Linked DNA regions of Homo sapiens: region 2 is linked to region 1. A link is a loop called in an ENCODE intact Hi-C map of the cell type or tissue named here. Cell type or tissue: B cell. All regions are shown on one strand. Links, peaks and the distances in the headings refer to the core of each region. The heading gives the core; the rest is flanking DNA. Region 1 overlaps LOC124900317 (a long non-coding RNA gene). Region 2 has its middle 110 kb from the start of CCND2.

Evidence for each region. Peaks named below come from ENCODE experiments on the same cell type or tissue, not always from the same donor. Only the 100,000 strongest peaks of a DNase experiment are listed, where the experiment ranks them.
Region 2: it touches region 1 in a loop (4-fold over the local background); 7 of 110 quality-filtered maps call a loop at or near these places.

The regions. Positions count from the first base shown.
Region 1 is chr12:4,105,924-4,108,841 of GRCh38, reverse strand. LOC124900317 (a long non-coding RNA gene) reads left to right here. Exons shown (of 4, transcript XR_007063173.1): 4 at 177-2,918. Among named protein-coding and RNA genes, the nearest start is that of LINC03141, 95 kb to the right of the region's middle. RefSeq lists enhancers at 1,018-1,077, 1,165-1,459. In B cell, for the core only: CTCF peaks have their summits at 1,073 and 1,272 (motif pointing left); a DNase peak (open chromatin) is centred at 1,281.
Region 2 is chr12:4,166,981-4,169,898 of GRCh38, reverse strand. No RefSeq gene overlaps it. Among named protein-coding and RNA genes, the nearest start is that of CCND2, 110 kb to the left of the region's middle. In B cell, for the core only: no CTCF peak of the experiment used is centred there; a DNase peak (open chromatin) is centred at 1,668; H3K27ac peaks cover 43 bases.

The DNA.
Region 1 (2,918 bases), core at 327-2,826:
AGCGCCTAGCCACAAGGGATGGTTAAATAAATGTGATTTATTGTCATGATGATTATTATTTTACCGTAACCATCATCAGCCTGTCTTCAGATGGTGATGACAGAAGGTGAAGTTGTTCTTACATTGCATAGTGATCAATTTCTCTCTAACTTCTGATTCTCTCTTTGGGTTTGCAGGTTCCACATGACAACCATTGGTGTCAGAGGCCAGTGCCTTGATGAATATGTGTCTTCTCTTCTCTAGTTTACCATGGGACAGATAGCTACTGCACCAGTTTCAGGTCTTCTCACCATCTTGGCCTCTTTCTGAATAACTCCTCTTTTGCGATGTCCCCTTACTGCTCAGGCCATCCTAGGGATGAAGAAAGTACTGGGCCAAAGAGATCCATGGGCATCCGTGTAGGGAGTGCCAAGAAATTAGGATTATCCTGCCTCGGCGCCCAGCCAAGGTTAACAAGCTTTATGGTCTGTTCGGCAAACCTGAGGGGACCCGGTCCTCCATTGTGGGATGGGAGTTGAAGGAAACAGTGTTCAGGTCTGGCCCAAGCCAAAACCCATCTATTGCAACCTACCATTTCTTTTCTGCCTACTTCTTCTATTTACTTTTTCTGTTGTTGTTGAGACCAGGTCTTGCTCTGTTGTCCAGGCTGGAGTGCAGTGGCACAATTATAGCTCACTGCAGCCTCAATCTCCTGGGTTCAAGTGATCCTCCTGCCTCAGCCTCCCGAGTAGCTTGGGACCACAGGCACATGCCACCACACCCAGCTAATTTATTTTCTTTTTGTAGAGACAGGGTCTTGCTATGTTACCCGGGCTGGTCTGGAGCTCCTGGGCTCAAGCGATCCTCCTGCCTTGGCCTCCCAAAGTGTTGGGATTACAGGTGTGAGCCACTGTGTCTGGGCACCTTCTTTTTTTTTTTTTTTTTCTTTTAAAGAAGGCTATTAAGTGTCCAGTGCCTGGAAAGTTCCTTTCTTTCCTGAATTAATATACCAAATTAGTTCCTGCTAAAGTGTTAATGACTAACCCCAGTTTCACTTCTTGTCAGCAATCTGCCCTCCTCCATAAAGGGTTGAATAAATAGGACTTTTAGACATAAGTGACCGAGTCTGTGAGGGAGTAAATTTTGAGCAGGGGGAGCTCTCACGCAGGGCTCTCCAATTTACACTGCGGAGGTAGCTTCCTTTTCCACCTCTGCAATAAGCCAACCAACCCTACAAATATCTGGTAGAAAGAAGGGCTGTTCCAGTGAAGAGTCAATTAGTATGAAGACCGCCATCTACTGGCAGATGATATCTACTGGCCCCATTGGTGCGCTAGATAAGTTTTGTCATTGCAGGGGGTTTCCCGATTGGGTTGCTTGAATGCTGAGAACCAGTCCTCTCCCCCATTCCTTTTGCCTAATTTCCCTTTTACATTATTGCTTTGTTACTTTGATTCCTCAACATATACAGTATTTCACAGAGCCTTTATGCTACAGGGGATCTTTGGAGGGTATAACTGTTGTGTGTCATTAACACTTTAGTATAAATTAACTCAATTGACTACCACTAGTCCAGAAGTTGAGAAATTCCAGTTTGTCCCCTTTTTTCTCCCTTTCTTCCTCTCTTTCTCCTATCACTGAATATAGAAGTCAGGCTCAAAAACACATCTTAGCTCTGGAGAGGAAAGGACTTCAGGACATTTTCATTTACCAGAAGACAGCTGTGGAAGTTTTAAAACGGTATCAGCACACTGGCCTTCCTTACTCCATCAAATCTCATGTGTGCCCTTCTCGGAGTCTCTAAAACAAATGCAACTCCAGGAAGTCTCCCTAGTCTCTGAGATCCCGTATTTCCAGTTCCTTCACCCCTCTAGCTGTCTGCCCCATCTTTTTTAACAAGAAGCGTAAATATCTCCACTGTATTCTTATGCACATTTCATGTGTGGTGCGTCTGTTTCATGTGTGGTCTGTCTGGCCTCTTGTCATGGGCTGTTTACTTCCTGGAGGCACTTTGGTTTTTCTTTCTCAGTATTTCACCATTGCACTAAGTCTAAGTTGTGGCACTGATCACGGTATGTGCTGCCTGCACATTGTGAGATGTTCCGTGGTCAGGGTTCGAGCAGTGGGGAAATGGTGGCTCGGAAGGTCTTGGTGAAGCTCATAACATGTTCTATGTCTCTACACACCTATTTATAGGTGTGGTTTGCAAGGAGGGGGTATTAGAACCACCGTTTACAACCTGGAGTGTGAGTGTCCCTGAAGAGACAGGAAGACTTCCCAGGGGGTATTTGGGCATGAATTGTTTCAAGGCACTCCATTTCCAGATGCTGAATGCCGTATCTGCCCTTCCCTGAACTGATCTAGCAGACAGTGCACCTGCAGCTGGGGGGTCGGGCTGGTTCTCTGGTCCTGCCTGCCCTTTCTCAATAGCGCTTTTCCCACTTTACAAAAGGAAAAAATTCTGTTAACTCTCTCTCATCCCAAATCTTACTTACTATGGTGCATTAGGCCAAGTGTACAAACTTCCATGGCATCCAAAAAAGGACAACTGAAAATATTAATGAAGGCAACATAAATCTCTAAGGTTTTGTGTCTCTCTCTGTCTTATACATACGTCTGTGACGGGCAAAGCATGGAATTAGACACAGGGCAAGATAGGTTGTGTGGTAAGGCAAAAATATGATACCAATATTTGTCTAATGAGTCCCCTCATCCTTCCCCCAAGGATTATCAAAGAACATATTGCCATCATGCAAATCTCATGAAAATAAAATAAGGTTAGTGAAGGTAGGAAGTATTGAGGGTGGTGGCACATTATTTCATCCCGGTGATAAATTCATGGTACAGCTTCATGCTCTATCAATATCTATCTATCTATCTGTCTGTCTGTCTATCTATCTATCATCTATCTATCTATCTAATCTAGTATGTCTACTATC
Region 2 (2,918 bases), core at 271-2,770, 61 kb before region 1:
AAGAAAAAACATGTTCAAAACCTTCCCTTCATCTTGCACCATCTTCTGGTCTTTTCTTTCTCTTCCCTTCACAGCCAAACTTCCAAAGAGCTGTCCAAATGCGTCTCTTTCTTCTCAAGTTTCATTTTCTCCTCAATCCTCAGCAAGCTAGATTTCATCCTAACCACTTCCGTGAGACGGTGCCCACGAGGATCACCAAGGATCTCCGTATCACTGACTTCATGAGTACATTTCAGTCCTTAGCTTACTTGGTATCTCTGCAATATTTGACACAGCAGTCCATTTGCTCCTAGAAACAAAAGCTTTCCTGGGGTTCCATGAGACCACACTCTACTGGTTTTCCTCCTTCTTTTCTGACTTTTCTTTGATCTGCTTGCAACTTCTTCACCTCTATTCACTCCTAAAGTAAGCTCTGTGCTGGGCTGTTTTCTAGCCTCACCTTGCACTCTCTTCCTTGGTATCACAACCTCCTTCATGGCTTTATTATAAACCGCTGATGACTCCAAAATCTAGTTTTTTGGTTTTTTTTTTTGAGACACAATCTCACTCTGTTGCCCAGACTAGAGTGCAATAGTGTGATCTTGACTCACTGCAACCTCTGCCTCCTGGGCTTAAGTGGCTCTCATGCCTCAGCCTCCTGAATAGCTGGGATTACAGGCACGTGCCACCATGCCTGGCTAATTTTTTTTATTTTTAGTAGAGACGGGATTTAACCATGTTTGCCAGGCTGGTCTTGAACGCCTGACCTCAAGTGATCCGCCCGCCTCAGCCTCCCAAAGTGCTGGGATTACAGGCATGAGTCACCATGCCCGACCAAAATCTATTTTTTAACACATATTTCTTTTATTGAAATCCAATTGCCCACTAGAAATTTCCATCTGGATGTGTCTCCAGCCCCTTAACTTCAACATGGTCAAAATGGAACTCAACTTTTCCCAAAGCTGCTTTTTCTTTTTTTTTCTATCTTGTTAAATCATGCTAAAACACACTCCATTATCTAAGCCAGAAACCTGGACATCATTCTTGATTGTTCTGTTATTCCTCACATTTTTGCATTTAACCAAACACCAAGTCCTGTGATTCTATATCTGGAGTCTCTCTTGAGTGAAGCCATTTCTACCCCTCCCCCGCTGCTACCACCTGAGACCAGGCCCCTACATATCTCACCTGTGTTATCACAATCATTTTTTAAAACTGGTCTTCCTACTTACACTGCTGATCCCTTCCCATTGATTCTCCAAACTGCAACCAGAATAGTCCTCCTGAATATAAATCTGATCTTTTTTTTTAAATCCTCCAATGTCTTTTCATTGCCAGTGAATCTCCTTAACAAACCTTGGAACTTTTCTCATTCTCTGGCCTCTACCTTTGCTCACTGCTAGCTGCTTCCTACCTCATGTTTTATATCCATTCTAACCCAGTGTTCTCAAATTGGCTACCCATTGGCCCATTAAAACCCACAGGTGTGTTTTATTTGGCACATGCAGTATATTTTTAAAGTTGAGCCAACATTTAAAATCAGGGAATTTCTCATAAAAATCCAGGTTTTCAGTTTCTTTTGAAAAGTTGGAACAGGCATTAGCACCCCTCCTCCCACCCTTCTTGCATGGCCACAGTTGGTTGGAGCTGAGTACTTTAGCTCTCTAGCGCTCACAGTCCCCGGCTCCCTAGGGCCTCTGTGACGCTGAGGCTGAACATTCAGTGAACGTTGCTGTCACGGTGATTCTGTTTTCGCTGTCTGCAATACACTCATTCATTTCTCCTTGCCTGGCTAGCTCCTACTTTTCCTTGGATCTCATTTTGATCATCACTTCCCAGGGAGACCTCCCTTAAGCCCTAGGGTCTTATATACATGGTCCTATAACACAAAAGCGAAGAACCTCTCCCACACTAGGGACTTAGTATTGGCCAGGTAAAGAAGGGAGGTAGGCTCTGAGGTGGTAAAGGGAGACTGTAAGTAGAGCACAGGACGAGCCATTGATTTTGGGGACCACACCCATGTCCCTGAGCAGAAGGCTGAGGCAGGCAACCCTCACAACATGACATGCTTTCCTAGGTCGTGTTGAAAGTGGCTTCCAGTGCATTGGTCTGTCATGTATTTCTTCTGGGTGCTATTCTTATGCTTCTTATGATATGGAGAACAAAGTCAATTAAGAGTTGATTTAAGTACCTAAAAGGTACTCTGTGTTGTACTAGGAATAGGACAGGTATACATAAATAATTCACAGTCTTATCTTGAGAAGAGTACATGATCCAGTGGAGAAAACATGCACAAATACAAATAATCGGAGTAAAATTGTGAAGATAATAAAGGTGTGTATACAAGGCATAACCAGAATATGATTGCAGGGAGATTATCTCTGCTGAGGAAATCAGGGAAAGCTATTAAGAGGAAATGCATGAACTAAATGTTATGGGATTGGAAAACCCACCACAAAACAAAGCTGGAAGGAAAGCCATGAGAAGTAGCATGAGTCCATCCTAATTCTACAGTGTTAAACGAACTTATGCTAACAGAGTTTCAAAATACACAAAGCAAAATGTGATAGAACTGAAAGAAGAAATAAGTCAGTTCTACAGTTACTATTGAACATTTCAGTGCTCTTCTCCTACTAATTCATGCCCTGGAGAAATCACTCAGCCTTCTGCAGACTTAGTCTGCTCATCTCTAGAGGAGGGAGAATGCTATGTTATGCTTACGTTTTACAGTCATGGGAATGAAATGGCATGGAGGAACTTAGCAGTCTTTTAAGAGCTGTACAAATGTAAGATTTATCACTTTCCTACTATTCAAAATCAATACTTTTCTCATCATTGTACAGCAAACAAATAGGTTGATAAACTCTTGAACATTTACTTTCTGCCAGCCACTAGGCTAGACGCTGAGCTCAAGAGGTATCAGAAAACGTTAGCAGCCT